Linked DNA regions of Homo sapiens: region 2 is linked to region 1. Evidence: read pairs that join two places in POLR2A ChIA-PET (ENCODE). Cell type or tissue: MCF 10A. All regions are shown on one strand. Each heading gives the region's core, and the rest is flanking DNA. Links, peaks and the distances in the headings are about the cores only.

What was found. Peaks named below come from ENCODE experiments on the same cell type or tissue, not always from the same donor. Only the 100,000 strongest peaks of a DNase experiment are listed, where the experiment ranks them.
Region 2: POLR2A ChIA-PET joins it to region 1 with 6 read pairs; 6 of 35 experiments call an interaction of 5 or more read pairs at or near these places.

What each region holds. Positions count from the first base shown.
Region 1 is chr14:59,349,655-59,361,713 of GRCh38, reverse strand. DAAM1 (dishevelled associated activator of morphogenesis 1) reads right to left here. Exons shown (of 25, transcript NM_001270520.2): 18 at 9,082-9,188; 19 at 7,750-7,838; 20 at 6,381-6,549; 21 at 2,210-2,317; 22 at 852-912. Among named protein-coding and RNA genes, the nearest start is that of GPR135, 110 kb to the left of the region's middle. In MCF 10A, for the core only: no CTCF peak of the experiment used is centred there; DNase peaks (open chromatin) are centred at 6,923 and 8,573.
Region 2 is chr14:59,401,571-59,413,629 of GRCh38, reverse strand. No RefSeq gene overlaps it. Among named protein-coding and RNA genes, the nearest start is that of GPR135, 58 kb to the left of the region's middle. In MCF 10A, for the core only: no CTCF peak of the experiment used is centred there; a DNase peak (open chromatin) is centred at 6,189.

The DNA.
Region 1 (12,059 bases), core at 4,745-9,744:
CCTCTCTCGCTGGCAGCTGCATCTGCAGAGTACCCGCAGGGCACTGTGCCAACAGGCACGTTTCATCCTACCAGGTCCAGTCTGCCAGCCTGACTGGTTTTCCTTCCTCAGAGGCCTGGGCCCAGGTTGTCTTGTATGCCTGGGATAACCTCCCTCTATGCACCTAAGTTTACCCTACCCTCTTAAGCCATAGCTCAAACAACTTCTTTTCCAAAAGAGAAGCTTCCTCCAATAGGGGCCAATTGTTCCTCATGCCTCCAAAGCACCCTCAACCCGCTGCTTCCTTAAGGCACCTCCGTAATCACTCTGCTTATCTGGATGCGGCCAGGCTGAGGGAAGTGGCTGCTCCGATTATTGCAACACCTGGAGGACAAGGATTCTGAGTCATCGTGACCCTCAGCTAGAGCATGTACTACACTGTCTGCTTAGTAAATACTCCCCAAAGGACCAAGTCAAAAACAACTGAGAAGTTCTACAGAGAAGTTCTACTGCTCTACCGAAAGTGAACACCATATATTAGCAGCACTTGGAAACTGAGAGCGTCCCTGAAGATCATCTAGCCCAGCCCACTCATCCTGATGAATCCTGCCTTACAGATAAATTGGTGGCACACTAGGTCCAGTTTCCAGTTCCTGCTGCAGTGACTTATCCACGACCCCTGCTGCCTGCAATCAAGTTGCCAGGCTGAACATAACCTGCCTTTGCTTCTTGTGGTGGTGGTTCTTATTTTTTAATCAATAAATGTTTATCCCGGGCATACCACATGCCAACACAACCCATCTGCTGAAAACCACCAGCACTAGAGATAGTGAAGAGACCAGGAATTAGAACAACAACAAAAAAATACTCACTGTCTCTACTGCTTTCAAGCCACTTCTCAAGGTACTTATTTCTTTGTCCAGCTCAGTCATGCTGTTGTAAATAGCAATGTTTTAGCAATCAACATGTGACTTACACATATTAAATATAAGATGGGTTTAAATATTTCACGCTTGGAAGTCCATCCTATTTTAATTTAAATGTTTAAAATTCCCTTCCATGCTCAGATCTCAAAGAAAGACAACAGTATTTTAAACTCATGAAATGTAGGTATAAAATTATGTTTGTTTTCTGTAGCCAGCAGGTATATTTTACAGGTTAAAAATAGAATAGAAATATCTTCCATCTGTACAAAAATATTTTATGTTTCAAACTCAAAAAAATCTCACTTCAGCAAATTACTTCATGTAGAAATAAATCTCTTGCCATACTTGGCTCCCTTTGAAAACAGAAAGAAAACAAGTTCATCTGCAATCATGTTCACATTGTACTCTGTATAATCAGTGTTCTGCTTTTCACTAAGGCCCCAATAATATGACTATTACAAGGTAATGGCTTAAGTTGCAATCAAAAATGATTTTTCTTAAAGTTGTATTAACTAGTTTTTATTTTCATCTTTTTTTTAATAGAGAAAGGTTCTTGGGCTTCTCCCATACACAACACTTTCTATTTCATGGCTTTTAAACATTAGAGATTGAAACTTAATTCTCCCAGATAATTTACAACATATAAAGAAACTCACCAATACTTCATTTAATTTCATGCCTTATTTAGTATATTTCCACCAGATTCCATGAACAGAGGGAAAAAATGAGCCTGCTCATTATACTTTTCAAATTCACTGCAAAAAGATGCAGTTTATGTTTTAAAAAAAGAGCCAAAAGAGGGAGGGAAAAACAGCAAGGAAAATTGCCTGCTTCTCAGTCTCTGAAACGTGGTGTGAAGTTTGTGGTAAAAGTTTGGCAACTTTCCATTTTATTTTTAGTTTCTTCATTTGCATAAAGAATGCTTCCCATTAAAGAGCCGCCTTGGTTTCTGGGAGTATGTGTGCATATGTGAAAATTATTGCAATGTTCTGACACTTAGGTCTTCTATTTGCTTAGCCATGCATCTTTATTTAACTAAGGTGCTCCTACCTGTATTTAAAACACCTGCCCTTTAAAAGTATGAAAGTTAAAAATTGCATGCAGTATTCCAAAGAAGCTAGAACAAACATATATTCAAAACCTTGTAATACATTTGAGTGACTTGGATGAGATTCAAACTTTATTTCATACAATGATCAGGGGAAAACAAATAGAAGGACTGACTTCATGCAGTGCAAACTACCTCAATGGCTAACACACAATCCAAGTGATTTAAGAAACTAACACTCACTGTAAGTACTTACTTTACTTTCGCAGCTTGAGGAATATCTCGCAATTCTTCATTTAGATTGAGAACACTGGGGTACTTATTTTCCACAATAGTGATGAGATAGTGCAAAAGGGTAATGTTTCTACAATTGAAGAAGGGAAGAGTATTAAACATTCAAATTATTTTCATTTAAACTACATAAATATATGAATAGTTAATATCTGCATATGATTTATATGCTCAAATGGTAGAACCCACAATAATGCTATATTACCTGCATTAACTTCAAAATTTGGAGGATCATGTAAGGCAGGGATTCTCAAGAGACAGGAATAATGGGAGAGCCTCCATGGGGATTGCATAGATATATGTCAAAAAGCACACAATTTCTAAAAAGAGGATAAGAATTACATTTGTGGCCCATAATGAGCATCTTTCAAAATCTGGGTAATGTGATGGGTGATCTAAGTGAATCTGAACCACTGCCAGTGGAGACAAGCTCAAGTTTACCTTCCCAGTGGATCCACCCTAAAATGGGGTGTGCCCTGCAGGTTTATAACTAGTAGGCTTGGGTGGAGTGGAGTGGGGTGGGGTGGAGAGTGAGGGATGTTTATTCCACCGAAAAGGGCAGCTATTCTTAAGTCTAAAGTACAGAGCAGCAACTCACTGATGACAATTATTGATACTTTTTTTTTTTTTTTTGAGATGGGGTCTGTTGCCCAGGCTGGAGTGCAGTGGTGCAATCTCAGCTCACTGCAACCTCCGCCTCCTGGGTTCAAGTGATTATCCTGCCTCAGCCTCCCGAGTAGCTGGGATTACAGGCGCCAGCCACCATGCCCGGCTAATTTTCATGTTTTCAGTAGAGACAGGGTTTCACCATGTTGGTCAGGATGGTCCCCAACTCCTGACCTCAGGTGATCCACCCGCCTCGGCCTCCCAAAGTGCTGGGATTATAGGTGTGAGCCACCGTGTCTGGCCTACTGATAGTTTTTAATAAGGTTTCACCCAAAGGGTGGTCAGAAAGTTAGAAAGCCCCCTTTCTCTGGGCTGAACCTGGAAGTGGGCCATAACTGCCACCATGTGATATCCTAGCAGCCCTGAATCCACTTCCTAATTTAGCAACACTTCAGCTCCTAACTGCATAACTCTTAGTAGTTAAAACAGTTGGTTGTGCCAGCTCCCTCTCTGGTGGTGACAGGGCTGAACTCTGACTGACCTGGATGGAAAAGGCCAGCAAGTAGGATAACAGTATCTATTAGGCAACACTGTGTTGGTCTGATCCCATTGTCACTGACTGCTACGCATTACAATCACCTGGACTCCAGATGCCTGGGCTAACCCCAGAGATTCATTTAATTGGAATGAGGTGGAGTCAGGCATGGGCATTCTTTAAAACTCCCTGTTGATTTTATCAAGCAACCAGGATCAAGAACTACTTATCTGTTGAAGTTAGAATTAGGAGGGTAAAAATACATTCCTTTAAAAAACATTTCCATAATTTAGGCAGTTTGCTAATTCACAATGCTAAACCCCAGTATTCCAACTCACCTCTAACCAAAATGAATCAGAGTTTTCAAACAATTTTCTTTACCCTTGCATTTCATAGAAACAATGCAATCCTTAAATCCTTATTTTTCTCACAGTCTCTCAATAGTTAGAAAACAATTGCCCACCAAAGCAAAACAGTGGCCAACAATTTTGGCCACTTATTTTTCATATGTTCAGCTGCATCCTTCCATTTCATTTTTTTTTTTCTCTTTTGAGATGGAGTCTCGCTCTGTCACCCAGGCTGGAGTACAGTGGTGCGATCTGGGCTCACTGCAACCTCTGCCTTCTGGGTTCAAGCGATTCTCCTGCTCCAGCCTCCTGAGTAGCTGGGACTACAAGCGCATGACACCACGCCTGGATAACTTTTTCTATTTGTAGTAGAGACGAGGTTTCACCACGTTAGCCAGGATGGTCTCCATCTCCTGACCTCATGATCTTCCGGCCTCGGCCTCCCAAAGTGCTGGGATTACAGGTGTGAGCCACTGCACCCAGCCTCCATTTCAATTTTGCTCTTCACAGAACCTACCTGTCATCTGCCCATGTGATTCTTACCTAAGGGGTACAAGGAGTGAGCAAAATGCCAGCCACCATCACAAGAAAGAGTGAGGCTATTTTTTTCATTTTTTAAAAGAAATGCTTTGCTATTGAGAGACTTCTTACCTAAGGGGTACAAGGAGTGAGCAAAATGCCAGCCGCCATCACAAGGAAGAGTGAGCCTATTTTTTTCACTTTTTAAAAGAAATGCTTTGCTATTGACAGACATTTCAATTAATTGCATTAACCATACACATCTTTCTTGCTATAGAAAGGTTTAAAACCATGCCTGAGCTTCATTTGTTTGCGATCCAAATAATACCTCATTTGACTAAATGCAAATTCTTAAAAGAAGGAACAGCAACAGCCACACATTTGATTCTTCCCTGCTCATTACCAGTAACTGAGCCTTCAATGCTGAGTGAATGCACCCTTCCTGCTGACTGTCCCACCACCTACACTATCTGATTAGATTCAACTGAACAACGTTCATGGGTGACTGCTTACAGGCAAAGCACTTTGCTAGGCATGCAGGTGTATAAGGTGTGGGCGCTGCATTTGGGGACCAAATATTAAAGGCAGAAAAAAAAGAGGAAACAGAAAGATCAGAAATAGTTGCAGATTGTTCTTTTGAAAAGGCTTGTACTTTATGTAAATTCTGTAGTAACCTCAGTAAATAAGCAGATAATCACGTAAGTGCCAGGTTATTGGTAAGTATTGGGGATGGGTGATTGCTTTTGTGTGTGTACAGTTGAAGAGAATGCCCTTCCTTAAAAAGGCTCTTTAGACACAAATAAGATCTTCCATTCCCTACTTCAACCTCCAAATAAGATCCTTCTGCTGCTAATAGAGCTGTGGATGGACCAACAACACAGGTGTCAAATACCTGTAAGGCCGAATACCTTGCTTGTTGTAACCATAGGCAAGCTGAATGAGCCACCTGACCCTGAGTCAGTTTCTTACCTGACAACAGGTGACAACAGTATTTGGCTTGTGTACTTCACAGGCTAGTGGGACAATCAAATGTGAAAGTGCTCTGAAAAGGATCAAGTGTTTACATTAAAAATAAGGTGGCAGGGCTATAACAACAGCTGCTCTTCATTAATCTATCTCTACACGATGCAAAAACAACAAATTAACACATTGCTTATTTCTTCTTGGATGGATTTAAGGTTGCCAGAATACTATGCTTCACGAACCCTATAGAAAATATAGGGTAAAAGCCCCTATTAGTTAGAAATAATTAGGGTGAACAGCCCATATTTCTAAAAAGAATTTGGGTATGAAGAAGCTTACCTTAGAAACAATTGTGCAAGTTCCTTTGAAGTCAGTGTGAACCTCAGAGAAACAGAGCTCTCAAGGAAACTCAAGTTAATATGCCTAATGACCCTACCCTGTTAATGACACAAGAACGTTTTCACATCTTGGTGTCTTTAATGAGAATCTGTTCACCTAAAATGCAGCATTGAACACTTTCTAGGAAGCATTTTAATGAGACCTGCAATGAGCAACTAAGTATCAATAGCCAAAATGCATTTATACATAAGTTTTTAATATAGTTGCTACCTCCACTGTATAAATAAAAACACAACCTAAAAACCCCAAAAGCTTCATATTCTAACACCAACTATCGGTTTTTTTCTTTTCTGTGGAACACAGTTTTCTGTAGAGGGGTCATGGGGAGATGTCGAGTGCTGGTAACATTCTGTCCTTGATCTGGGCGCTGGTTATGCAGGTGTGTTTAATTTGTGAAAAATTATCAAGCCCAGCATTTGTGATGACTGACCTCTTCTTAGTATATTATAATAAAAAGTTTACAAAAAATAATTTTTTAAAAAGGCAGGACAAAACAAAAACAACAGCAAAACTTAGAACAGATGATGTCCCAGTGGACCAAAAATGGATGAAGGATAATTGGTCCAACAGGAATGTGGGAGATGCCTGCGGTCATGAGAGAGGTTTAGAGAAGAGTCAATGTCAGAGAAGGGAAGAAAGTAGTGAGAAAGAGAAGTTCCAACTGAAGAATGCAGTGTCATGAAGGCTGAGGAGGACCAGAGAGGCATAAATCTGAGCCTGGACCTACACACCTGGCTCCCCCAAGTGTTGGAAGATCTCATACTTACTTGTCGATGCTGGATTTTGTGTCAGCAATTTTGTTTAGGCTAGATATCTTGAATCCATATGCATTCCCTCTTTGACCTTTATTCATATAATTTCCAAATGCCAAAACCACCTCCAGCAACTGCTTGAGGGCACCACTCCTAAACACCTCTTCTGAGCCAGAACGAATTGCTTCAAAACAAAACACATAAAAACATGATTACCAAGTGTTTCGTTGTTTGAAATCAAGATGTTTCAGTGATACCCATTCTAAATTCACACACTTAATAACAGATATTGAAGATGTAAGACTGAGTTATTGGGTTACCAAGAGCACTTTCAAAACGCTTACACCAGAAGCAAAGAACAAGGACAGGGAGAGCCAACTCAAGTTGTTACCAACACCCATAGACAGCTGCAAAATCCTATCCTTTCTCAGGCCTTTCTTGGCTGACTCATCAGTCATAAGCACTGAGGAATATCTAGAATAGCAATCCCATCTCCAAGATTTCTTTACAAACACTTACTTGTCTGGTGTGAGTCAGGTTAACAGGAGTATTGATCAATTCCACTGACAGAAAACTAGTTAAATGTGTTACATGTCATAGCTTGCAGGTGTCATAACAGGGATCAGAGCTTAGGCAGATGCCTGATTCCAGCCTGCGTTCCGTGGCTGTGCTCTTCAGTTGCCTTGCCCACATTTCAAACATTTACAAATTTTAAAAATCAAACCATACAACAGCCTCAAATCTTCCCTTTAAAAAAGCTACTAAGGCTCTGTTGTGAGGAAGCTAATTACAGGTTTAATGCTAGTAGCAGTGAGATTAACTCCTCACCAACACCCTCGTAGTCAAAAGCCCAACCCTGTAGAGGAGCCCAGGAGGCGTGCTGTGAGCTCCGAGACTAGGGCAGTGCATCAAGCACTGACCTTAAGTAATCACCCCTCAGAATTTTAAAAGAAAGACCTTGAGCCAAAAAATAAAATAAAAAATCACCAGGCCAGGCGCAGTGGCTCACGCCTGTAATCCCAGCACTTTGGGAGGCCAAGGTGGGCAGATCACGAGGTCAGGAGATTGAGACCATCCTGGCTAACGTGGTGAAACCCCGTCTCTACTAAAAGTACAAAAAATTAGCCAGGCGTGGTGGCAGGCACCTGTAGTCCCAGCTACTCAGGAAGCTGAGGCAGGAGAATGGCATGAACCTGGGAGGCGGAGCTTGCACTGAGCCAAGATCGCGCTACTGCACTCCAGCCTGGGCAACTGTGCAAGACTCCGTCTCAAAAAAAAAAAAAAAATCACCAAGGGGATCTTGTTTACTATATGCACTTGGATTGCACTTTTAAATGGGTTGTAATGATGAACATCATTTCCAATCTAGACAGCTTGACTTTACCTTCCACTTTAGGTTTCACTTCTGCCACACGCTCTGCAAACTTCTTTTTGAAGTACAGCGATTGCAACCTTTGCTGATAGTGATTAATTCTGTAAGAGCAAACATGTACTAATTGATATTCATTTAATATATCTAGGTTCACTTAATAACAGATATGGAGGTGGAGGTACCTAGAAGCACCTCCCCCAATACCCACCCACTCCCCCGACACACATACATTAGTTGTTCTCATGGACAGGAACACAGGACATTAAGCCAGCTTTGCCTGGAGAGCCCATTTTGGTCTGACCTACAGGGGCTACTTGGCCAACTGCAGCAGAGTCCTTAGCGCCCATCAAGGCAACTGCTAAAAGAAAGTGGGAGCCTGCTGCTGCTGCTGTTGACTGAAGCGCATCTCTCCTCCCTCAGAGTCCCAGGAACTCTTTTGAGCATAGAAGAGATAAAAGGGAATGAAAATGTAAAGAATACCCTACTGCAAATAAAGGACAGTTCCGTACACTTCTCCCAAATTCCAAATTTCTTAACTTTCCATTTTACTTTCCAAAGTAAAAACTGGTCTCCAACATCCGCTTCCCACATTGTCCTCTCCTCACTCCCATCTGCAAACCTCCCTCTGTCTTCATAGTGAGCACCCTCTCTACACCCCTAAAGGAGAAAACTGTGCCCTGAGGTTCACTGAAAGTTTCAGGACCACTGGTCCTTCTCTAATGAGGAATCAATTTTCTAGGCCTGAGATAGCAGATCGACTTAGCTCATATGCCAAACCCAATTACGAAGCTGTGGCTGCCTCAGGGCTTTCTGGAGAAGGGTTCAGAGAGCTTGCCAAGGCTCCGTGGGAAGAGTGCCATGATTGATTAGTGATGTCTGCATGTGTCATGATCTGACATCTAGACCCTGGTTGTTCAGTTATGGGGGCTTGAGGCTGACATTGTCAGAGTCTGTCCATATATTTTTTTTTCTTTTTTTTTTTTTTGTTTTACAACCACCTTGCCATGCTAAGCTACTTGGAAGTATGAGACACTATCCCAAGAAATCAGACTGGTGAGGAGAATGATACTGACTGGAATCAAGAAAAGTTATTACTTGATAAGGCCAAAGGGGCCCAGAAATAGAGATAATTGTGAAAAAACCCTCACCGTGGCTCATCCATAGACAAGAAGTGACATAAACAGAACAAATTCCACATCACTCAGACTTGAGAAGATTTTTAGAATGAAAAAGCTTTCAAGTTAAGCCAGGTTAATTGGCCCAAACAATTCAACATGAATTGAAAATTCATGAAGCTTAGAAAGGGAAGTGACATCTTCACATTCCCAGCATTTTCAAACTCACCGGCTCATCTCAAAAAGGAACCTATCAGCCTTGGCCATCCGATCCAGTTCGTGTTTATGTTCCTCCAATAGGTCAATGTCACTTTTTTCAGGAACAAATTTCAAGAGCTGAAAAGTACACACGAATATTAAAACTGAGGTTTATCACTTAAATCCATGTAGTAATTTTTCACCCTTTCAGTTAATCTGTCCCAAGATAAAATGTTAACTCTTGTTGAGTGTATAAGCTCTGCTCACAGGTTAAGATACAATAGAAATGATTAAATCTTTTCATTTTTACTTGGAAGTAGTTAAATGGGTATAAGATTCATTCCTGGCACCTTTCTGTTCTCTACTGCCTCTCAAATCAGAATTGTGGGAGTTCTCTACTGGAACCTCTTTTTCACAGACCACTAGAAGGACCTTAGGGAGTCAATGCTCTCATCAGAATATGATACAACTGAGGTCCAGGGAGAGTAAGCCACTCACCCAGGATTACAAAGCAAGTGTGGGTAGTGATTAGAAATAGAACCTAGGTCTCTTGACTCCCAGCTCTGTGCCTTTTTCTGTTACATCATGCTGGAATGAATAATTCCATTTGTAGTTTCCATTCCATTTTCTTATTTTTCTGGTTTATCTAATTCAATCTTTTTTTTTCCCCTTCCATGCAGAGCTGGGTGAGAGGAACACAGTGGGATTTGATGTTTTTAATTTCGTATTTTATTTTGAAGGAAGAAATGAGCATGGGATGTGGAAGAAATAGTAAAATATTTAAAACTGAAACAGTGCTTCTGTACGTGTCTGATTTCCTTTCAAGGTACACACGTTTTGGATGTGTATGCAAGACCTGTGGACTCATGCTGTTTTCTAGATCAAATGCCCTTAACTTTTTTTTTTTTTTAAAACATTGACCTTCTTGACTTTGAGGCTCTCCCCAGAATTTGATGCTGGAATTAGACGATCCATTTAGTAGGTTTTCAAATGTTTGTTGGATTTAACTGAGGGACCTCAGAAAAGGCAGTTAGTCTGGGTGTCATCAGCAGAGAGAGGGAATTGGAATTACAGGCAGGTGTTGTGTGAGGCTGGAATACATTCCAGGCAGAGTGTATACTATGTGCCGGGGTCTGGAACGGGCAGCACAGCACTTATGCAGGTGGAAGGGCAGTGGTAACATCAGTGGGAGAGGGCAGGGCAGGGTAGGCAAAGGCAGGGAGTAGCAAGGCCTTATAAGAAGTTCTGTCTTTACTTTGAGGGCACTGGGACATACCTTAAAAATCTCACGTAGGAGAGTGAGTTTACGTTTTTTTAAAAAATTGCCGTGCTTGCAGGATGGAAAAAGAATTAGAAGAGATTAAAAATGATTAGATAGTGGTATAGTAAGTAATCTAGGTGAGAGATGATGGTGGCCTGGATAGGGTGGAGCTAGTGGACAGATTCTAGAGCTATTTATGAGACTAAAATGGAACTGGCTTGACTTGATGGATTGTGGTATATGAGAGAGGAAGAGTCAAAGATGACGCCTGGGCTTCTGGCTTAGGCAACAACATAACAGGGAACATGAATTGAAGGAAGAGAAGGCTGGAGGTAGGGTGGGCCGGGATGGGGAGGAGAAGGTGAGTTTAATGTTCAAAATGTTTGCATGGAAGCAAGTAATGATTTCTAGTAGGCAGCTGGACAAATGGGTCTGAAGCCCTAGGAAGATGTGTTTGGAAGCTGAAGCATGGCATTGGTTTTAACAGGTAGGTTACTGAAGGCACAGGTGTCAGTGAGATTAGAAGAGGTGCCATCAAGAGAAAAAAAGCAGGGCTGAAGAGAACCAGCATTCAAGGCGCCAGGACAAGAAAAGGAAAAACCTTCAAAAGGAGGCCAAGGAGATGCAGCCAGAGAGGCCTGCGTGGCTCACAGGGCCATGGGAAGACAGCATTTCAGCATGCAGCCATGGGTGCCAACACCCCCAAGAAACTAAGAAAAATGAGGGCCCCGCAGTGTCCCCTGGCTCCGGCAACAGGGAAGTTGCAAGTGCCCCTGAGAAGAGCTCTAGGGAGGGGAGGAGGACAGTGCAGCAGAGTGGGTAGAAAGTGAGCGTGGATGGCTTTCAAGACTCTGGCTGCATCAGAGAGAAGACAGTAGCTAGATGGGGATGTGGAGTCTTGAGAGGGGCATGTGCATAAGACGTGTGTGTGTGTGTGTGTGTAAGGGGCGTGTGCATGAGGGTGTGCATGCAGGGGTGTATGCACACTGTGTGTAGGTGTGTATGTGTGGTATATGTGTGCAGATGCTGTATGTAGGGGTGTGTTTATGTGCTAAAGGCTGACACTTGAATGAGCTAAGAGTAGAGAGGGCGAGGTTGCAGATATAGAGAAGGGGGCAGTCAATCCAGCTGGGGTCCTGACTAGAAGAAAGGAATGGGGCCAGAGCGAAGGGAAGAGACATCCCCTCCATCCTAATGGGACGGAAGTGGGGGAAGACAGAAGTAGATGCCAGGGAGTTCATAGGTCTGGGGGCCTGATAGCTTCTAGGCATTTCTGTTCCTGAGTTCAAACGGTGACACTGTTCAGGATGTATCTTGTTCTTTCTCAGTGCAGGGAAGTAAGGGAGGAAGGCAAGAAGAAGGGAAGAAAAAGAGAGAGGAAAGCATCACCCCAGCCTCCCTCAGCTTGGATTTTTACCCATTGGGCAAGGAAACTGAGTTCTAGCCTCAAGGATCCTTTCACTAATTTGCTCAGTCCCCTCTCTCCCTGCAAACTTGTGCTGAGCCCACTTGTCCCCTGTTCAGAATAACACAGTCACTACATCTCTTTTGTTACCTAAAAGTGCACAGTAGGAGCCACACTAAAAACTCAGTCCCCTCTCAAAGGAGAGTTGTGTAAAGGACTGTGCGTGGGTAGTTTTAAGAGAGGATCAGGAGTCAAGCAAATATCTGGGAATAAGGATAAAGATATGTGTTCCGAGGAAGAAGAGCGTATAGCTCTCTCTCTCATCTGAGATCAGAGCTCAGCA
Region 2 (12,059 bases), core at 4,008-9,007, 53 kb before region 1:
ATACCCTTTATTTCCTTCTCCTGCCTGATTGCCCTGGCCAGAACTTCCAACACTATGTTGAATAGGAGTGGTGAGAGAGGGCATCCCTGTCTTGTGCCAGTTTTCAAAGGGAATGCTTCCAGTTTTTGCCCATTCAGTATGACATTGGCTGTGGGTTTGTCATAGACAGCTCTTATTATTTTGAGATACGTCCCATCAATACCTAGTTTATTGAGCTTTTAGCATGAAGCGCTGTTGAATTTTGTCAAAGGCCTTTTCTGCATCTATTGAGATAATCATGTTGTTTTTGTCGTTGGTTCTCTTTATATGCTGGATTACATTTATTGATTTGTGTATGTTGAACCAACCTTGCATCCCAGGAATGAGGCCCACTTGATCATGGTGGATGAGCTTTTTGATGTGCTGTTTGATTTGATGTGCTGGTTTGCCAGTATTTTATTGAGGATTTTGGCATGGATGTTCATCAGGGATATTGGTCTAAAATTCTCTTTTTTTGTTGTGTCCCTGCCAAGCTTTGGTATCAGGATGATGCTGGCCTCATAAAATGAGTTAGGGAGGATTCCCTCTTTTTCTATTGATTGGAATAGTTTCAGAAGGAATGGTACCAGCTCCTCCTTGTACCTCTGGTAGAATTCGGCTGGGAATCCATCTGGTCCTGGACTTTTTTCGGTTGGTAAGCTATTAATTATTGCCTCAATTTCAGAGCCTGTTATTGGTCTATTCAGAGATTCAACTTTTTCCTGGTTTAGTCTTTGGAGGGTGTATGTGTCGAGGAATTTATCCATTTCTTCTAGATTCTCTAGTTTATTTGTGTAGAGGTGTTTATAGTATTCTCTGATGGTAGTTTGTATTTCTGTGGGATTGGCGGTGATATCCCCTTTATCATTTTTTATTGAGTCTATTTGATTCTTCTCTCTTTTCTTCTTTATTAGTCTTGCTACCAGTCTATCAAATTTGTTGATCTTTTCAAAAAAACCAGCTCCTGGATTCATTGATTTTTTTGAAGGATTTTTTGTGTCTCTCTCTCCTTCAGTTCTGCTCTGATCTTAGTTATTTCTTGCCTTCTGCTAGCTTTTGAATGTGTTTGCTCTTGCTTCTCTAGTTCTTTTAATTGTGGTGTTAGGGTGTCAATTTTGGATCTTTCCTGCTTTCTCTTGTGGGCATTTAGTGCTATAAATTTCCCTCTACACACTGCTTTAATTGTGTCCCAGAGATTCTGGCATGTTGTGTCTTAGTTCTTGTTGGTTTCAAAGAACATCCTTATTTCTGCCTTCATTTCATTATGTACCCAGTAGTCATTCAGGAGCAGGTTGTTCAGTTTCCATGTAGTTGAGCAGTTTTGAGTGAGTTTCTCAATCCTGAGTTCCACTTTGATTGCACTGTGGTCTGAGAGACAGTTTGTTATAATTTCTGTTCTTTTACATTTGCTGAGGAGTGCTTTAGTTCCAACTATGTGGTCAATTTTGGAATAAGTGCGGTATGGTGCTGAGAAGAATGTATATTCTGTTGATTTGGCGTGGAGAATTCTGTAGATGTCTATTAGGTCTGCTTGGTGCAGAGCTGAGTTCAATTCCTGGATATTCTTGCTAACTTTCTGTCTCATTGATCTGTCTAATGTTGACAGTGGGGTGTAAAGTCTCCCATTATTATTGTGTGGGAGTCTAAGTCTCTTTGTAGGTCTCTAAGGACTTGCTTTATGAATCTGGGTGCTCCTGTATTGGGTGCATATATATTTAGGATAGTTAGCTCTTCTTGTTGAATTGATCCCTTTACCATTATGTAATGGCCTTCTTTGTCTCTTTTGATCTTTGTTGGTTTAAAGTCTGTTTTATCAGAGACTAGGATTGCAACCCCTTCCTTTTTTTTGTTTTCCATTTCCTTGGTAGATCTTCCTCCATCCCTTTATTTTGAGCCTATGTGTGTCTCTGCACGTGAGATAGGTTTCCTGAATACAGCACACTGATGGGTCTTGACTCTTTATCCAATTTGCCAGTCTGTGTCTTTTAATTGGAGCCTTTAGTCCATTTACATTTAAGGCTAATATTGTTATGTGTGAATTTGATCCTGTCATTATGATGTTAGCTGGTTATTTTGCTCGTTAGTTGATGCAGTTTCTTCGTAGCATCGATGGTCTTTACAATTTGGTATGTTTTTGCATTGGCTGGTACCAGTTGTTCCTTTCCATGTTTAGTGCTTCCTTCAGGAGCTCTTGTAGGGCAGGCCTGGTGGTGACAAAATCTCTCATCCTTTGCTTGTCTGTAAAGGATTTTATTTCTTCTTCACTTATGAAACTTAGTTTGGCTGGATATGAAATTCTGGGTTGAAAATTCTTTCCTTTAAGAATGTTGAATTTTGGCCCCCACTCTCTTCTGGCTTGTAGAGTTTCTGCCGAGAGATCAGCTGTTGGTCTGATGGGCTTCCCTTTGTGGGTAACCCGACCTTTCTCTCTGGCTGCCCTTAACATTTTTTCCTTCATTTCAACCTTGGCGAATCTGACAATTATGTGTCTTGGAGTTACTCTTCTTGAGGAGTATCTTTGTGGTGTTCTCTGTATTTCCTGAATTTGAATGTTGGCCTGCCTTGCTAGGTTGGGGAAGTTCTCCTGGATAATATCCTTCAGAGTGTTTTCCAACTTGGTTCCATTCTCCCCGTCACTTTCAGGTACACCAATTAAGCGTAGATTTGGTCTTTTCACATAGTCCCATATTTCTTGGAGGCTTTGTTCGTTTCTTTTTGTTCTTTTTTCTCTAAACTTCTCTTCTTGCTTCATTTCATTCATTTCATCTTCCATCACTGATACCCTTTCTTTCATTTGATTGAATTGTCTACTGAAGCTTGTTCATTCATCATGTAGTTCTCCTGCCATGGTTTTCAGCTCCATCAGGTCCTTTAAGGACTTATCTGCATTGGTTATTCTAGTTAGCCGTTCATCTAATCTTTTTTCAAGGTTTTTAACTTCTTTGCGTTGGGTTCAAACTTCCTCCTTTAGCTCAGACAAGTTTGACCATCTGAAGCCTTCTTCTCTCAGCTTGTCAAAGTCATTCTCCATCCAGCTTTGTTCCATTGCTGGTGAGGAGCTGTGTTCCTTTGGAGGAGGAGAGGTGCTCTGATTTTTAGAATTTTCAGTTTTTCTGCTCTGTTTTTTCCCCATCTTTGTGGTCTTATCTACCTTTGGTCTTTGATGATGGTGAGGTACAGATGGGGTTTTGGTGTGGATGTCCTTTCTGTTTTTTAGTTTTCCTTCTAACAGTCAGGACCCTCAGCTGCAGGTCTGTTGGAGTTTGCTGGAGGTCCACTCCAGACCCTGTTTGCCTAGGTATCAGCAGCAGAGGCTGCAGAACAGTGAATATTGTTGAACAGCAAATGTTGCTGCCTGATTGTTCCTCTGGAAGTTTCATCTCAGAGGAGTACCCGGCCATGTGAGGTGTCAGTCTGCCCCTACTGGGAGGTGCCTCCCAGTTAGGCTACTCGTGGGGTCCAGGACCCACTTGAGGAGGCAGTCTGTCTGTTCTCAGATCTCAAACTCCATGCTGGGAGAACCATTACTCTCTTCCAAGCTGTCAGACAGGGACATTTAAATCTGCTGAGGTTTCTGCTGCCTTTTGTTCGGCTATGCCCTACCCCCAGAGGTGGAGTCTACAGAGGCAGGCAGGCCTCCTTGAGCTGCGGTGGGCTCCACCCAGTTTGAGCTTCTGTGCTGCTTTGTTTACGTAGTCAAGCCTCAGCAATTGTGGGTGCCCCTCCCCCAGCCTTGCTGCCACCTTGCAGTTCGATCTCAGACTGCTGTGCTAGCCATGAGCGAGGCTCCGTGGGCGTAGGACCCTCTGAGCCATGCGCGGGATATAATCTCCTGATGTGCCGTTTGCTAAGACCGTCGGAAAAGTGCAGTATTAGGGTGGGAGTGACCCAATTTTCCAGCTGCCATTTGTCCCCCCTTCCCTTGGCTAGGAAAGGGAATTCCCTGACCCCTTGCGCTTTCCGGGTGAGGCGATGCCTTGCCCTGCTTCGGCTCACGTTTGGTGCGTTGCACCCACTGTCCTGCACCCACTGTCCGACATGCCCCCAGTGAGGTGAACCCAGTACCTCAGTTGGAAATGCAGAAATCACCTGTCTTCTGCGTTGCTCACACTGGGAGCTGTAGACTGGAGCTGTTCCTATTCGGCCATCTTGGAACCTCCCTTCCGGCCATATTGACAATAATAAGTTATCTAGGCTAGGCGCAGTGGCTCACGTCTGTAATCCCAGCACTTTGGGAGGCTGAGGTGGGTGGATCACGAGGTCAGGAGTTCGAGGCCAGCCTGGCCAACATGGCGAAACCCTGTCTCTAATAAAAATACAAAAATCAGCCAGGCATGGTGGTGGGTGCCTGTAATCCCAGCTACTTGGGAGGCTGAGGCAGGAGAATCACTTGAACCTGGGAGGTGAAGTTTGCAGTGAGCTGAGATCATGCCATTGCACCCCAGCCTGGGTTACAAGAGCAAGACTACATCTCAAAAATAAATAAATAAGTTATTTAAAGGAAAGTTCAGATGTGATTTGGAAGTAGGTTTGAAAAAGTTGTCAATAGGTGAGTTCAGATGGCAATTATTTCCCAGTCTGTCTCTTGACTGGGTACAAATTTTTGGACAATTAAAGGGATTCCTTAGGTGTCATTTTCTCATTCTTGGCATTTTAGTTAATTTTCAAAATAAATTAGTATAAAAAACAAAATTAAAGGATCTAAGGGCTGGGCTGGATGATCATAATTGAGCTACCGGAGACTGAGGGTGCTTGGACTAGATTAGTGACATTTCAAGTTTTTCTTTAATAACAAAACCCTTGGTTCACACAGATCGCTTTTGCTTAAGCAGAAATGGGGACCCAGTGTCTTGCTTATCTGGCTCATCAGCCCTATGAAGACCCCAGATTAGTCATTTGCATCAGTTAGGACCTTCACTTGCAAACAACAGAATCTGACTTTGGCCAGTTTTCAAAATTGCTAGGAAAGCTGAAGAATTAAGCTTCAGAAAGGAAACCAGAATCAGGGAAGCTCCTGGGTTTGGAGACACAGGAACTAAAAGGGCAGTCTCTTCAGGAGTTGTCATCAGGACCAGACTTGGTGTTCCTCAGTGCTGATTGCCTTGCTTGGGTCACATGTCTATCCCTTGGTCTGGGGGTGTGGGACATTTTGATTGCTCATCTGATCAGGCAGGGGATGGTTAGCAGAAAAGAGGGATGTTAGGAGAATAAAAAATCAAGTGTCCAGTATAGTGCCTTTGAGGTCCCCTCCAAGCCCAGGATTCTATGGCTGTTCCATACTTCTACTGTTCAATCATTAAAGAATTCCCATTTGAGAACCAAAGTGATGCCTTGGCTCCAGAGAACTAGCTGCAGGCTCTGTTCTCATTTCAAGATTTAAACTTGTAAAATAGCAGCATTAACATAGAAGACAAAAAAAATTAAGGAGATAATGGCAGTTTCTTTTGTGGTTCTTTTTTATTCAGTATTTGTTAAGAGCCCAGAGTTCCAGTTAGATCACAATTAAATTATGTATGACCTCGATTAAATATCTTAATTTTCCTGAGCTTCTGTTTCCTCATCTGTAAAATATGACCAAAAATACTTCGTTGGGGGTTTTATTGGGTTGTTCTGTGGGAAATGCTTGTTTCAGTGCCTGGCCTTAATAAGTGGCAGTTAGTACTATTTTTCTGTAAAGGAATTCCCTCTCAAATGTTAATCATGGAAATTTATATGGTCATATTTTAATGAGCTCATTTTCATTAATTCACTGAAGCTTGGAGGCATGGGAACAGATATATATTCTTGGGTTCTCAACAACCAAGCCCAGGAGACTAACAAAATGAACAGTGAAAATTCAATGAAGCTACAGATTTGTGCTCTGTGAGCCCAAAAGTGTCTCACATGGATGTGTCCAGGTATGTAACTGGACACATTACATACCTGGACATTGCTGTATTCGACAGCAACTGGAGAACCATTATAGAAGATGCATTACAAGGCTCACTCTGAAGATTTACCCTAGCTTTTTCTGGAAAGGTTTCCTCCTTGGTGACTTCCATATAATGGCATGAATAGTATATTTCTGTAGAATTTTGATTATATCCTGTCTATTCTCTGTCCTTTGGCAAACTGGAGTGGTTGCTATGACTCCCTGGTACATCATTGTGATGACTAAAGTAAAAATGAGTTTCAGGGCAAAAATGTGTACTGGGAATTGTGAAACCACATGCTTCCGCAAGCAACGCACTAACGGAGGATTTTAAAACAAAGAGTGACTGAAGTCTGGGGAGAGAATTTCACTCAGTTCATCACAAGCACTTTATTAAGAATGGGAAATAGGGAAAAGAGCTGTTTCTAATGCAGATTTACAAATTATCCTGGTGTTACCAGAATTATATCTGAGAGGGGGAGATTCCTGCCCCTTTGTCAACAGAGCATCCTTCCTGTGGAGATTGTGAGTTGGAAAGTCTGTCTTTCCCTACCAGAAACAAATGCCAGTATTCAGAAATTGAGTCAATCCTTCAGAAGTCTTCCATCTTATTATTTCTTAAACCAATGAACCAAAAGCATTTATTTACCACCTACCTTCCTTTTTATTCATCACCATGCTGCCTGCCTGAGCTCTCAGAAGAGAAGAGTGATTCCAACACTTATGGATTGTATATTCTACATGGGGAGACAAGATGTAAACACACAAAATATTAACGCCAAATAGAAATCCATTTGAAATGAAAACTCATTCCTGTGGCTCCCAGGCCTGTTAGAGCAGGATAGCTGGCAAAAATCCCTTGCTCAGCTGGAGGAGTTTTCCATCAGTAAGCTTATCTGTACCTAAAGGAACAGAGTCCAAATTTGTCAACAGATCACGTTTGAAGGAACAGGCAATTTGTTGAAGTCATTTCGGATGCAGGAAATCCTGTGTTTACTACCTAGGAAATACTACTAAAAATTTGGATTTTTTTTTCACCTTGTAACGCTCTTTTGAATTGAAATTTGGCAACAGAGCCACTGCTGATAAGAACGTGGCTCAGGAAATGACAACACAGTGATAGCAGATTATACACAATAGACCTTGCTTCTTTGTTTTCACTCTGGTTCTCAAAGATAGTTGATAGACTTCAATCCTTCCGGGAGTCCAGACACTCCCAGGTTCATTCCAAGCCCACATCTGTAGCACTAATGCTTCAGACAGGCATTGCCATCTCCCTGAAAATGTTTCAAGGACATAAAGAAATGTCTAGGAGTTGCTGGTATGATGGCTGAATAGGAACAGCTCCAGTCTGCAGCTCCCAGCAAGATCAATGCAGAAGGTGGGTGATTTCTGCATTTCCAACTGAGGTACCTGCCTCATCTCATTGGGACTGGTTAGACAGTGGGTGCAGCCTATGGAAGGTGACCCAAAGCAAGGTGGGGAGGTAGCCTCACCCAGGAAGTGCAAGGGGTCAGGGAACTCCCTCCCCTAGCCAGGGGAAGCCGTGAAGGATTGTGCTGTGAAGAATGGTGCATTCTGGCCTAGATACTACATTTTTCCCACGGTCTTCACAACCTGCAGACCAGGAGATTCCCTCAGGTGCCTACACCACCAGGGCCCCGGGTTTCAAGCACAAAACTGGGCTGCCGTTTAGGCAGACACCGAGCTAGTTGCAGGAGTTTTTTTTTTTCATTCGCCAGTGGTGCCTGGAATGCCAGTGAGACAGAACTGTTCACTCCCTGGGAAAGGGGGCTGAAGCCAAGGAGCCAAGTGGTCTAGCTCAGCAGATCCCACCCTCATGGAGCCCAGCAAGCTAAGATCCTTTGGCTTGAAATACTGTAGAACTTAAAGTATAATAAAAATAAAAAATAATAAAAAAAATTCTCATTGTCAGCACAGCAGTCTGAAGTCGATCTGGGATGCTTCACCCAAGTTGAAGCAGTGTGGGGCATTGCCTCACCCGGGAAGCACAGGGGGTCAGGGGATTTCCCTTTCTTAGCCAAGGGAAGCTGTGACTGTCTGTACCTGGAAAAATGGGACACTCCCGCCTGAATACTGTGCTTTTCTGATGGTCTTAGCAAATGGCACACCAGGAGATTATATCCCGTGCCTGGCTCAGTGGGTCCCATGCCCATGGAGCCTTACTCACTGCTAGTGCAGCAGACTGAGATCAACCTGCAAGGCAGCAGCCTGGCAGGGGGAGGGGCGTCCACCATTGCTGAGGCTTGAGTAGGTAAACAAAGCAGCTGGGAAAGTTCGAACTGAGTGGAGCCCACTGCAGCTCACCAAGGCTGGCTACCTCTGTAGACTCCACCTCTGGAGGCAGGGCATAGCTGAACAAAAGGTGGCAGAAACTTCTGCAGACTTAAATGTCCCTGTCTGTCAGCTCTGAAGAGAGCAGTGGTTCTCCCAGCACAGTGTTTGAGCTCTGAGAACGGACAGACTGCCTCCTCAAGTGGGTCCCTGATCCCCGTGTAGCCTGACTGAGAGACACCTTCCAATAGGGGCCAACTGACACCTCATACAGGTGGGTGCTTCTCTGGGACGAAGCTTCCAGAGGAAGGATCAGGCAGCAATATTTGCTGTTTTGCAATCTTTGTTGTTCTGCAGCCTCTGCTGGTGATACCCAGGCAAACAGCGTCTGGAGTGGACCTCCAGCAAACTCCAACAGACCTGCAGCTGAGGGACCTGACTGTTAGAAGGAAAACTAAAAAGCAGAAAGGAATAGCATCAACATCAACAAGAAGGAAATCCACACCAAAACCCCATCTGTAGGTCACCAACATTAACGACCAAAGGTAGATAAAACCACAAAGATGGGGAGAAACCAGAGCAGAAAAGCTGAAAATTCTAAAAACCAGAGTGCCTCTTCTCCTCCAAAGGATCACAACTCCTCGCCAGCAATGGAATAAAGCTGGATGGAGAATGATTTGATGAGTTGACAGAAGTAGGCTTCAGAAGGTCAGTAATAACAAACTTCTCTGAGCTAAAGGAGGATGTTTGAACCCATTGCAAGGAAGCTAAAAACCTTGAAAAAAAGATTAGATGAATGGCTAACTAGAATAAACAGTGTAGAGAAGACCTTAAATGACCTGATGGAGCTGAAAACCATGGCATGAGAACTACATGATGCATGCACAAGCTTCAGTAGCCGATTCAATGAAGTGGAAGAAAGGGTATCAGTGATGGAAGATCAAATTAATGAAATAAAGTGAGAAGAGAAGTTTAGAAAAAAAAAAAGAGTAAAAGGAAATGAACAAAGCCTCCAGGGAATATGGGACTATGTGAAAAGACCAAATCTACGCTTAATTGGTGTACCTGAAAGTGACGGGGAGAATGGAACCAAGTTGGAAAACACTCTGCAGGATATTATCCAGGAGAACCTCCCCAACCTAGCAAGGCAGGCCAACATTCAAATTCAGGAAATACAGCGAACACCACAAAGATACTCTTCGAGAAGAGCAACCCCAAGACACATAATTGTCAGATTTGCCAAGGTTGAAATGAAGGAAAAAATGTTAAGGGCAGCCAGAGAGAAAGGTCGGGTTACCCACAAAGGGAAGCCCATCAGACTAACAGCGGATCTCTCAGCAGAAACTCTATAAGCCAGAAAAGAGTGGGGGCCAATATTCAACATTGTTAAAGAAAATAATTTTCAACCCAGAATTTCATATCCAGCCAAACTAAGTTTCATAAGTGAAGGAGAAATAAAATCCTTTACAGACAAGCAAATGCTGAGAGATTTTTGTCACCACCAGGCCTGCCTTACAAGAGCTCCTGAAGGAAGCACTAAATATGGAAAGGAACAACCAGTACCAGCCACTGCAAAAACATGCCAAATTGTAAAGACCATCAATGCTAGAAAGAAACTGCATTAACTAACGAGCAAAATAACCAGCTAGCATCATAATGATAGGATCAAATTCACACATAACAATATTAATCTTAAATGTGAATGGGATAAATGCCCTGATTAAAAGACACAGACTGGCAAATTGGATAAAGAGTCAAGACCCATCAGTGTGCTGTATTCAGGAGACCCATCTCATATGCAGAGACACACATAGGCTCAAAATAAAGGGATGGAGGAAGATCTACCAAGCAAATAAAAGCAAAAAAAAAGCAGGGGTTGCAATCCTAGTCTCTGATAAAACAGACTTTAAACCAACAAAGATCAAAAGAGACAAAGAAGGCCATTACATAATGGTAAAGGGATCAACTCAACAAGAAGAGCTAACTATCCTAAATATATATGCACCCAATACAGGAACATCCAGATTCATAAAGCAAGTCCTTAGAGACCCACAAAGAGCTTAGACTCCCACACAATAATGGGAGGCTTTAACACCCCACTGTCAATATTAGACAAATGAACAAGACAGAAGGTTTACAAGGATATCCAGGACTTGAACTCAGCTCTGCATCAAGCGGACCTAATAGACATCTACAGCCAAATCAACAAAATATACATTCTCCTCAGCACCACATTGCACTTATTCCAAAATTGACCACATCACATAGTTGGAAGTAAAGCACTCCTCAGCAAATGTAAAAGAACAGAAATTACAACACACTGTCTCTCAGATCACAGTGCAATCAAATTAGAACTCAGGATTAAGAAACTCACTCAGAACTGCACAACTACATGGAAACTGAACAACCTGCTCCTGAATGACTACTGGGTAAATAACAAAATGAAGGCAGAAATAAAGATGTTCTTTGAAACCAATGAGAACAAAGACAACGTACCAGAAACTCTGGGAAACATTTAAAGCAGTGTGTAGCGAGAAATTTATAGCACTAAATGCCCACAAGAGAAAGCAGGAAAGATGCAAAATTGACACCCTAACATCACAATTAAAAGAACTAGAGAAGCAAGAGCAAACAAATTCAAAAGCTAGCAGAAGGCAAGAAATAACTAAGATCAGAGCAGAACTGAAGGAGAGAGAGAGACACAAAAAACCCTTCAAAAAATCAATGAATCCAGGAGCTGGTTTTTTGTAAAAATTGATAGACTGGTAGCAAGACTAATAAAGAAGAAAAGAGAGAAGAATCACACAGATGCAATAAAAAATGATAAAGGGGATATCACCACCAATCCCACAGAAATACAAACTACCATCAGAGAATACTATAAACACCTCTACACAAATAAACTAGAAAATCTAGAAGAAAAGGATAAATTCCTTGACACATACACTCTCCCAAGACTAAACCAGGAAGAAGTTGAATCTCTGAATAGACCAATAACAGGCTCTGAAATTGAGGCAATAATTAATAGCCTACCAACCAAAAAAAGTCCAGGACCAGATGGATTCCCAGCCGAATTCTACCAGAGGTTCAAAGAGGAGCTGGTACCATTCCTTCTGAAACTATTCCAATCAACAGAAAAAGAGGGAATCTTCCCTAACTCATTTTATGAGGCCAGCATCATCCTGCTATGAAAGGCTGGCAGAGACACAACAAGAAAAGATAATTTTAGACCAATATCCCTGATGGACATCAATGTGAAAATCCTCAATAAAATACTGGCAAACCGAATCCAGCAGCATATCAAAAAGCTTATCCACCACGATCAAATTGGCTTCATCACTGGGATGCAAGGCTGGTTCAACATATGCAAATCAGTAAACGTAATCCATCACATAAACAGAACCAACAATAAAAACCACATGATTATTTCAATAGATGCAGAAAAGGCCTTTGACAAAATTCAACAGCGCTTCATGCTAAAAACTCTCAATAAACTAGGTATTGATGGGACGTATCTCAAAATAATAAGAGCTATTTATGACAAATCCACAGCCAATATCATACTGAATGGGCAAAATCTGGAAGCATTCCCTTTGAAAACTGGCACAAGACAGGGATGCCCTCTCTCACCACTCCTATTCAACATAGTGTTGGAAGTTCTGGCCAGGGCAATCAGGCAGGAGAAAGAAATAAAGAGTATTCAGTTAGGAAAAGAGGAAGTCAAATTGTCCCTGTTTGCAGATGACATGATTGTATATCTAGAAAACCCCATCATCTCAGCCCAAAATCTCCTTAAGGTGATAAGCAACTTCAGCAAAGTCTCAGGATACAAAAT